Linked DNA regions of Mus musculus: region 2 is linked to region 1. The links are chromatin contacts, found by Hi-C or POLR2A ChIA-PET in ENCODE. All regions are on one chromosome and are shown on one strand. The core of a region is the stretch at or near the end of the contact, and the rest is flanking DNA. Distances in the headings are between cores, read along the strand shown. Region 1 holds the start of Jdp2 (Jun dimerization protein 2). Region 2 overlaps Jdp2 (Jun dimerization protein 2).

Region 1 (5,265 bases), core at 1,169-3,668:
GATTCAGGGACTGTGTCACCATTATTCCATTGGTGTCTTGATTTCTCTCTATTTTTATTTGCATTAATATTATTATCAGTAAACATCTTTGCTCAGGTGGCATCTTCCAGTTTCAGGTCAGCTTCTGGTAGCCTCTCTCCCTGGCCAATCCAGAGAACTCCTAGTTTCCTCCACTTTATCTGGGGTCTGTGGTTATCTCTGAATCAGCCCGATGGCCCATGGATGTGCATCTTATTGGAAACTTGTTTGTTTGTTTGTTTTATTTAGTTGCAAGAGACAAGACACCTAATTCAGACTGCCTTAGCCTAGACCACTGTTTCCCTAAAAGCCTAAGGTAGATCAGTTGCATCAGGAGATTGCATGTTCGCCCAAAGGAGCCAGTTGTGGCCTTCCCTCCAGCCTTGCCCAGAAACAATGACTACACAGAGAGGTCTGGTAGGAAACGGTGTGGCTAGGAGGGAGGTCTGAGCTGTATTTGTATAGTATCCAATATAAAACTGGGTAACAACTATATCAAAATGGGGGAGCCTAATAGATATTGGGGAGATGAAAGGGAATAAAGACCCCTTAGTGCCCCCACGCCAATGCCTTTCCTGTAGCATATTTATTTTGTGGAGGAAGTAGTGACCCAGAAGGACACCTGTCACCTAGCCATGATCCAAAGTAGGCCTTGGAGAAGAGCAGCTTTAAGGACACATTTTCAATTATTAGGCCCTGCACAGAGATGAGTTTAGCGTTTTCAAAGTCCCACCAGAGGACACACAGAGGTTTAATGCTCCACCTGTTCCCTGTTTTCTTTCCCATAAACATCAGATCCTCATCTTAGGGGAGAAGCATCATGTGAGCCAGTTCCCCAGTCTCCAGCTTTGATCTCTGTGTGTTGTAAAGGTGCTGCTGGCTTTTCTGGGATGGAGAATCATGTCCTACAGGAGTGATTCACATTACCACGGAGTTTGTGGCGTGTGTTCCTTTGGAGTCTTTCTTTTTTTTCCTTTCATCAGTGTTGTGAGGGAAGTGGGCTGATGGTGGCGGGGAAGATGGACAGTGATGTCATTAGGGCTTGGTCTGTTTCTTTCCATTCACCTGTTCCCCCCTGCAGGAAGACTTACGGGTAAAATGGAGACCGATTCCTCCCTGCAGGCAGGCACGCACGTGGAGACCTGCTTGTCCGGCTTGGCGCGTGGACTTCCTTCCCTCCCTGTTGGTCTTTCGATCTCAGCATTTGTACTCTATGAAGACTTGAACTTTTTCTTTCACTTCCTTTCTTCTATGGGTGATGACCTGCTGTCTCTCTGAGAAGGAGGCCGAAGGTCACTGAGTGTCAACATTGCCACTCCTTTCTGATTTAAGAGGAAAGAGGGCGGGGGTCTGCCCCCCCCCCCAAGGGTATGGAGACCTGTGTGTGTCTATGTGTGTGTGCAAATAGTTCTCAGATGCCACACGCATTTCTGCCTGAGACAATCCGCCTTTGAGGGACTGTCATATTTTATCTAGAGTGTTCTTTACTATCTACTTCTGTAGCAGGGTGGGAAGAGAGCACGGAAGCTGGCCCTGGAGTCCTTGAGGAAGAAGGCCTTTGGAGGTTTGGCAGAAGTCAGGTAGGCTCACTGCTGCGTCCTGTCAAAGGGAGGCAAAAGCCTGCTGGAGTTGGGCAAAGAGCCCTGGCTCAAACTGGGCCAGCCACTGACAACAACGGTGGCCTCAGGGTGCAGTTCCACTTCAGGAGCTCGTTCATTCACCGCATGGCTTCAGGACGTCAGGACGCTTTGGTGGACAGTGGGTAGGGATTAAGGCTTCCAAACGCCTTAAACCCCCGCCCATGCTCCTCCGCGGAAAAACAAAACAAGCTTGCGAGATCCTGCAGCGTCCGAAGACACCACTGCGCGGAACCCTCGCTCTGGATTTGGGGGAGAGCGCACCGGACGGAGGAGGATGGTTCGGCGTGGGCTGAGCTGGAAGGGGTTCTCTGCTCATCCGGCCGCCGCCTTCGCGTCGCTGCCTCCCGGGCTGTGTAGCATTTTGGGGGTGGCGGCCGCAAGGCCGAGCAGGGGATGCGCTTACATAACCGCTCGCCGTGTCCTGCTGCCTCGCGCTCTCGGGAGCCGCGGGCGGGGCGCGCCGCCGGACCGCAATGCTGCCGGGACCAGCGCGGCGGGGCCCGGGCCGGCCCCGCAGGCGGAGGAGCGCGAGCATCGGCGGGAGGAGGGCGCCGGCGGCGGGGGAGGTGAAGGTCAGTGGGTGTGAAGCGGGCGATCCACACCCCCTCCTCCCCGTCCCCTCCTTCTCTTCCTCTCCGTCCCCCTCTGACGTGTGGAGCTGGCAGCTCGGCCGGTTCCGCATTCCCGACCCCTCCCCGCCACTCAGGGCCCGCTATATAGCCGGGGCTGATGCAACCCGTCCCGCCGCCCGCCACAGCCTGCGGGAGGGACACTCGGCGGCCGCGACGGGGGGCGCTGGCGGCAGCGGACGCTGCAGCGGCGGCGGCGGGGCTGGCGCCGCGGCGGCTCCCGGGCCGGGACGGGCCTGGGCAGCGGGCGGCAGCAGCGCGGAGTGGGCACCGCGCCTGCAGCAGGGTTCTGGGCCCGGGGCCGCCGCCTCCGCCAGCGGCTTCTGCACGGTGGGTTCACGGAGGGGGGAGGCGGGGCTGCGGGCACCTGGGGTGGCCTCCCCCGGAGTAGCTACCGCTGGGGCTCCCGCCACCCCAGGGCCGGAATACTCTATCGGATGGCTGCAGCCGCTGCCCACCGGTGGTTCCCCGGCTGGGCAGGACAGTCCTGTCTGTGGCCGGGACAGCGGGGCGCTCCCTCCTTGCTTTCCTTCCCCAGTGCTCTTGCTGGGAGGCTGTGCACAGACGGAGGAGAGGGCGGGGTGAGCGGGAGAAAACTGTGCCGGGGACTGCGGGGGACTCAAGGGGGCATGCACGCCCCAGACCTGCTGACAGGTCGCGCCTCAGCCTCTTCCGTAGCTCTCTTTGCAAGACCTGGAGGGGAGGGTATTGAGAAAGGCATCTAACCAACAGGGCTTCCTTCGCTTAAGAGCATTGCTGCGGCGGGCTCTGGCTGGGTTAGGAGGGAACCACGGGGCAGTCCCCAGTTCCCTTGGGATCCCGTCAGGCACATCAGGTTATATAAGAAGGTAAGCAGGCTTCTTTAGGTAACCTGCCCAGTTTAGAAGGCACTCTTCCTCCCCTCTTATCCAAGAAGGCTAGGCTTCCTGGACCCTTGGAGCGGCAGAAACAGGCTTTGCCTGGGTATCTGGAGGAGCTGGCAGGCCTGGGATGCCTTGACTCATTTGCAGAAATGGATGGGCCATTTGGGGATAGAGGTGGAGAGGCGGGTGCAAGAGGGGAATCAATCGACTATTTGAGTCAGCTCCCCCTAGAAGATTGTCCAGCCCTTATGTGTTGGAGTGGCACCTTCCAGGGGACTGTGGCACAGGTCTGTGTATTGTTAAATCTTGGGCCACTCTACCCAGGATCTTAATTCAGGCAGCATGGGAAACAGGCTCTGTACCACAGCTGGGTACCTGCCTGTCCCAAAGGCTGTTAGCAACTGTCTTCCTCGTCCCTCGACCTCACCCCCAAGTCTCCCCCACCCTCCAGGGTTTAAAAATCACCCCCTCTTGCTTTCCCTGCTTTTCAGCAAATCTGGCTGGCTTCAGCTTGGATGGCGGGCTTATCTTCCCGTGCAGGTTTCTAGGGAAGAGTTTAACCGGGGATCAGGTGTGAGCAGGGTTCTTTACAGAAACCTGAGGTCCGGGGATAGAAACAACTATTCTCCTGCCTCTAAGGCGCCAGAGGTTTCACTTTGCCTAAAGTAGTAGGGAGGATGGATTTCTCAAAGACTCCTCTGTTTCCCTTCCACGTTGGCTTCAGTTCAGAGGAGCTCTAGAATCTTCCTGAAGAGCTGGGTGCTGGGTGGTTTGAAAGGTTGCAGGAAGGACTGGGGGGAGATGGCCTCTGAACCTTTTGTCAATAAATTGGTTACAGTAATCTCCAAGGAGACAGGTCTATCATGGTGACGGTGTCACTTAGGAAAAGCTTCGGTACATGTGTCCCTTACTCATCCACTGACGCCTTTTGCACTACCAGGGAACTCCCCTGTCTTCCTGGTCTGTTTATCTTTCCCACCTGTTGACAAGATATCCTTTCCCACTCTTTCAGCTTGCAGAACTGGGCCTCCTGGGCCTCGGTTTGTTATGGAGGTACAACTGGTATTACAATTCATAGCCCTGCTTCCTCATCCCATCTCCCTCGCTCCCTCTTCCTAATTATCCCCCCCACCCCCCACACACACACACACTGGAAAGGAAGAAGCCAGCACAAACCCTAGAGCACAGACGCTAGGCTGGCCTGCCTTGTATCCATTCAGCACTAACTCTCCCTGGTCCCTCTAACCCTCCAGGGCTGGGGATAACTCTTATTCTTTTCTTCAGCAGAACGCAGACTTTCTTTCCACGGGAATGAGTTATGTTTGAGACCCAAAGTGGGAAGAAGAGAAAAGGAGTAACCGTGCAGGGGTTTGTGTGCGAATACCCCTGCAGGCAGGGGGAGAGCAACAGGCATGCTATTTTTTTCCATTTTCCTTTAATTAAGGCTCTGTGGAGGTGTGTTTGAAAACAGAGGGTCTCCTATGCCTTTGAGGAGGGTGAGAACACTCTTTTGGCTGCGTCCCGGGCCATATGCAACGTATGGTGGCCAATGAAACTGGGCCTGGCTCTTTCTGTTGCTTGTCTTGGCAGTCAGCTTCATGGCTTGTGTTACCAGCTCTCTGAGCTCAGGGGCTGCCAAGCTCAGTGTGCCTGTGTATGTGTGTTCGTGTGTGCCTCTGTGTGTGTGTGGTTTGTCGAGACTCAGCAGAGACAAGTGTCTCAGTGACCTAGGCTTGGAATTTCTAGTCTTTCTTTGCGCTCACTGGTGGTGGGAGGCCTGGCTAGAGCCCACCATTAAGTCTGATTGCTGGATATAGTCCATGGGGTTTAGTGGTAGGGCTTCACTTCCAGAACTTGGCTAGCCAGTGCCTCTTTTCTCATAGACCAAAGCCACCATACACCATGGTGTCTATACCCTGCATTGTCCCTGCTGAGGGAAGGCAGGAGAGGACAGATAGAGAAGTAGGTCCTCTTGGTTCCCAATAAAACTCTCTGGGTTCTGGCAGAAATGATTTGGTGTCATTTATTAAGCCTCTAGCAGAGGATAGAGCTGTATTTGCAGGCAGAGCTCTGTAGAAGACATCTTTCTGGTCTCCAGGGAAGACCTAGAGTCTG
Region 2 (5,265 bases), core at 1,595-4,094, 42 kb after region 1:
GCTGGAGCGGCAACAGCTTATCCTGATGCTCAACCGCCACCGCCCCACCTGCATCGTGCGCACAGATAGCGTCAGGACGCCCGAGTCCGAAGGCAACCCACTGCTGGAGCAGCTGGACAAGAAGTGACTGAAGGCCTGGAGGAGGCATCAGAGGAAGAGGAGGAAGGGGAGGAGCATAAAAGAGAAAGAGGACGAGCAAGGTGACAGAGGGCCCCTCCCAGGCACGTGACAAACTCTATGATGAGGCTTAGCATAACTAGCCTCCAGCTGGCTCTTTTTTGAAACTCAGCCCTGCCGCGCAAGAGCAAGAGCGGACTGAAGAAACCAGAGGGACCAGGTGCTGAGACCAAGGTTGACCCGCAGATAGGGGCTGTCCCACTCCAGGGCCCAGCTTGAAGAGCACCTGAGCCAGAGAGGTGCCAAACCAGGTAGTAGCCTCAGGCACTCCTTTGGCCTCTCTGCCAAGACCCCCACCCAGGGGACTACTGAGCAGCCAAGAAAAGCCATGCATTGCAAACACAGTGTGGCCCGCGGATGGAACTCAGCATAGACTGCAATCCACCTCCCCAGCCCTGCCCAAGCCCAGTGGAAGGGGGTGCACTGTGGGGCTGCAATGGCCCAGCTGGAGTTGGCTGCGGCACAGAGGCGCGGGCGCCCTTCCAAAGCACATACTTAATCAATGAATGTTTACAGACTGGCTGTCCTGGCGGGGCTTCCAACTGCACACGGTTTTTATACTTTCTTTCTTTTTCTTTCTTTTTTTTTTTAATATTTTTTACAAAAAAAAAGATTTTATACAAGCAATATATATATATATATATATATATATATATATGGATTTCTATAATCACTCGATGTGACACAGTACAAATATGCTATGGTCTGTTATGGACATCCACCCACCAGTTAAGGCCATTGTAATTCCTAAGTACTGTAGGCTCTGGGTGTTGGGGGGTGGCCAGGCGGGTGAGGTACATTTCCATCCTTGTAACCCCTTCCTAGTACCCAGTCCTGTATCGTTCAGTAAACATTGCTCTTAATTACCCAGCTGCCTCGAGTGGTGTCTGCCCAGGAAGAGGGCATAGTTTCCATACCTGCCCTTCCAGGTAAGCCTACATATGGCCATTTCACAGATGAGGAGCCCAAGGCCTAGAGATGTTAAAGAACTCTGCATATACCATTTTGAGAGTACTTGCTTCATTTATTTAGGCCAAGTTTTTTTTTTTTTCTTTTAATAGTTTGTGTCTGGGTGGGGGTGGGGTGAGTAAAGCATGAGTGTCTTTGTGTAGATATGTGCAGAGGTTAGAGAATTTGGATCCCTAGGAGCTGGAGTTTCAGGCTGTTGTGAGCCACTTGATGTGCTTCCTGGGGGTTGAACTTGGGTCCTCTCTTCTCCAGTTTCCTTTTGAGTGTACCAGGCACTGCAGTGAGCTGGGGAGTAAACCAGCCTTGGTCTTGCACGGTGGATCCCGCAATAGGTTTATTTTGTGCTTGCTTGTCTCAAACCTGTCTCCCTTCATCTATCTGCGTGGCAGCCTTTTCAAAGGGCAGCTATTGTCTGTCCCCCAGTTCATGGACGGGGATTTAGAAACTCAGGGAGAAGAAATGAAGTCACTACTTGTTGAAGCCTTAACTGACAAATTCGAGCTCCCGTTTGCTACCTACAGTAGCACAGAGCAGACCTTCTCTTGTACAAACAGCTCAACTAAAGCTCGGAGAGAGCATGTGTGACTTACCCAAGGTCACTCAGCTAGCAAGAAACAGAGCTGATATTTGAACTCCACCTCCAGAGAAACAGGGCTTTCCCCATCACCGGCTGTCTCTGCTCTTACAAATGGATGTCGCCTCCCTGAGAACAGGAAGTGTAGGGGTGACCACTATAAATATAAGGTGGGAGAAAGCCCTGTAGACTCTAGAACAGTGGCTCTCAAATGTGTGGTCATGACCTCTTGAGGGAGTCACAGATCAGATATCCTGTATATCAGATACATACATTACGATTCATGAGAGTAGCACGGTTGCAGTTATGAAGTAGCATCGGGGATGATTTTTTGGTTGGGGGATCACCACAACACGAGGAACTGTGGTAAAGGGTCTGTAGCATGAGGAAGCTTGAGGACCACTGTTCTAGAGAGTTCTGGATGTGTTGCCCGAGATGGTGTAATGAAGCAGCGATCCCAGCCAAGGAGTACATGACCTGGGGATACACATATCTCTTATCTCCACAGTCAGACTTCCTGCTCTGCAGAGCTGGAACAGCTCAGAGTCATTCACACAGTAACCTGCCTTTACTCAGCAAGCTAGGTGTGTTATCTCAGGTTCTGTCCGGGCTCCGTGGGACAGGCAAGGTAGTTGTCATTAGCTGCCTTCTACCCAGAGGCTAGCCCAGCTTCAAGTTTACCCAGCTGCAGAGAAACGGGATGGGAGCAGACTCAAAAAATGAAAACACTGCTTCCTGGAAATGTACTTCTTCCCGGGGCTGGGTAACTTCTTGATGTTGAAGTGATCTCAATCACAGATGAAGCCTGGCTGGGGGCGGGGATGGAGCAGATGTGGAAAATAGGTCACTGATAAACAGTTGGTCCCTCTCTTCTTCTCCCTGAGTTCCCTCCATCCAATCTGCGTGGTGTGGTCTGTCTACACAGAGTCCCAACCTGGAGACCTAGCCTGGCCAGCTTACAGTCTGCCATGGCAACACACAGTTGCCTGTGTTCCTTCAACCCTCTTTAGCCAGGAGAAAGAGCAAAGTGAGAATCAGTAAAAAGCCTGTAGATGCCCCTGCAGGGTTACTGTTCACCCCCGGCTGTGGCTCTTCTAGTTCCCTGCTGGGATGCCAAGAGCTGGCCTTTTTTGGAGCCAGCCCTCTTTAGGCTACATAGATGGCTGCTTCCCCAGACCGGTGACCTGAACTGCTGTCCCTGCCATAGTTTCACTCACTGGCTTCACCATCAGAGAGCCAGCTCAAGGGTGTTTCCTTGTGTCACACACTGCCTGTGTTCCAGCTGGCTGACATGGCCTTTTGGGGGGGGGGTCCGTCCTGCAATCTCAGAAAGCCGAGACAGAGAGAGGAGGACCTCACCCAAGGTCACAGACCTGCTAGGTGGCAGTGCCAGGATGCTATTGTAAACTCCTCTGGTAGATAGCAGCTGGGCCTGCCCCTCCCTGGGAAAGGAAAAGCACTCGCCGTCTGGTTTGTCTGTAATGAGACCTCAGCAGCTAGAGGATGATTGCAGGAGCCATGGCACAAAGCTTCATGTGCTCACAGCACACTCCGAGTCTCCAGTGATAGCTTATTTCTCTGCTGCTAAAGTGAGCCAATGTAAGCCATATTAGATGATAGTAAAGGCAGGTTTATTGGGAAGCTGCAATCGAGTGAGGTCACTCACCCCAAGGACCAAGGCCAGGGAAGTCACCATGGGAAGGGGGTGGGAGAGAAGAGGAGGAGGAGGAGGAGGAGAGAGCAATATGTCTGGATTATAAATATAGGGAGAAGCCTCTAGGGGAAGGGCAGCTCAGCCAGCCCTGGTTGGAAAGTTCGGGGTTGGGGGCAGGGTGTACCAGGTAGGAACTGAGGGATGCTGGGAGAACCTGGAAGCCAGGTCTGTTTGGTATGTAAAATATTCATCTCAGTCCCTTGTCCTGGGGTCTGAAACCAAATACCCAGCTCTAATGCTTATCTACAAATGAGAGCTTAATGTGAATACACACACACACACACACACACACACACACACACACACACACACACAATCTATAAAATGGGTCCCAGTCTTGGGTGGGGGGGATGTCGTCAGGATCAAAGAAGAAATGGAAGTAAGTGGTATTATCCTACCTTCTGTTAGTGATGCTAGTTGGTATTTACCGCATAGCATTCTTTGAATACCTCTTTGTCTTCTAAAGGCAAGCTGCACAGAGTTTGTGTTCTGACCACGACTTGTCCCCATGACGTTACAGATGCCTAAGGCCCAAGACTCCACAGCTCCTACAGCTGTGTCAGGTTCATCATTCCTGAATGTCCAGGACAAAGCAAATCAATTTTGTGCAGTCACACATCCTGAAAAGGATAACAGAGACACAGTCACTGTCACCAGAGTAGGATGGTCAGGGTGTCGGCTGCAGGAAGTGTCCATCTTCCCTCTGCCCATGGGACTCTGGGGAGAGGAATGTATGTATCGATTCAGTGAGGACCAGGGTGTCAGAACTTTTTCTCTGACCTAGTAGTTCCTACCTGAGAATGGACTTAGCAGGAGCTCTGTCACAGACTCCCCCAAAATGCCCAAGAATCCACTGATGCCCTGTTTATGCCCAAGGAAAACTGGAGGTAACCTAATTCCCTGTGGAGGTAAGACAAACAAATGATAGTGTTTCACAAAATTGAGTGTTAGCCCTTAGAAATGAGCTGTCCATCATTATAGATGAATCTCAGAAACAGTGGGAGAGTGAACTACACATGGATGTCATGCCGGGAGGTTTTTTTTTTTCAACACGTAAAATGGTACATTCGTTATTAAGGACACACAGAGATCCGGGAGCAGGCAGAAGAGCAAATGCAAGAATGCTATAAATACCAAAATCAGTGACAGGGACTGACTGTGGGGGTGGGCAGGGACCAGCAGTGGATTCTACAAGGATAAGTAGGACACGGGTTTCAACTGTACCTGTATGTGTGACTGTTCCTTTCCCTTTTAGTATAGTCATTAAAAGTAGAGTGACCCCAGACTTGTCAGAGGCGGGCTGTGTGCTCCTAGGCAAGGTTTATATTCTGCCTTTGTCTGGTTGGTGTTTCCTGATAAAAGAGAGCAAATTGCGATGCAATTAGAAGATTTATGGTTGTTGGTTTTTTGGGTTTTTTTGTTTGTTTGTTTGTTTTAGGATTTTTTTTCCTGTCTTTTGTTTTTCCATTCTTTCCTTAGCAAACTCAGGAAATAAAAGCCACTCTGAAATTACAATGGATTGCAACACTTGACTTTGTGCAAGTTCAATTGCATATCTGGAGGGAAAGGGAAGCAATTCAGAGTGTGGGACTTGTTGGCCTTGCCCTGGGGAGGTGTTCTGAGGGTGTTACCCTGGAAAGCATGGCTGCGCTCTGGCTCAGCAGCTCCTGATGCCCGAGCACGGGGGTGGGAGGAGAGCTAAGGTGCATTCAAGGTTAATCCCTGCTCACTAGTTCATACCCTATTCCCCTAATGCTGATTTCGCAACCCAAGCCTGTGTGCAAAGACTCCAAAGTATCCTTCCCTAGAGATGCCAGGGTGTGGGGACAGC

Evidence for each region. Hi-C counts contacts between places; a loop is a spot of excess contacts on that map. ChIA-PET counts read pairs that join two places held with the same protein, here RNA polymerase II (POLR2A).
Region 2: a loop to region 1 is called in a map of heart, with 2.9 times the contacts of the local background. The contact joins the enhancer-like site here to the promoter of Jdp2 in region 1. A Hi-C loop is called at or near these places in 14 of 37 maps with a recorded cell type or tissue (T-helper 1 cell, adrenal gland, gastrocnemius and 2 more). POLR2A ChIA-PET finds 5 or more read pairs at or near these places in 3 of 5 experiments (Patski and embryonic stem cell).

The regions. Positions count from the first base shown.
Region 1 is chr12:85,596,998-85,602,262 of GRCm38, forward strand. Jdp2 (Jun dimerization protein 2) reads left to right here and starts at 2,419. Exons shown (of 4, transcript NM_030887.2): 1 at 2,419-2,617.
Region 2 is chr12:85,638,832-85,644,096 of GRCm38, forward strand. Jdp2 (Jun dimerization protein 2) reads left to right here. Exons shown (of 4, transcript NM_030887.2): 4 at 1-1,047. The coding sequence ends at 127. It also overlaps the pseudogene Gm33312. Among named protein-coding and RNA genes, the nearest start is that of Jdp2, 42 kb to the left of the region's middle. Within about 2 kb of position 2,845, at least 1 of the 3 ENCODE cell types and tissues checked has a DNase peak (open chromatin) inside an H3K27ac peak, as active enhancers do; it is heart, where a contact is called at or near this core.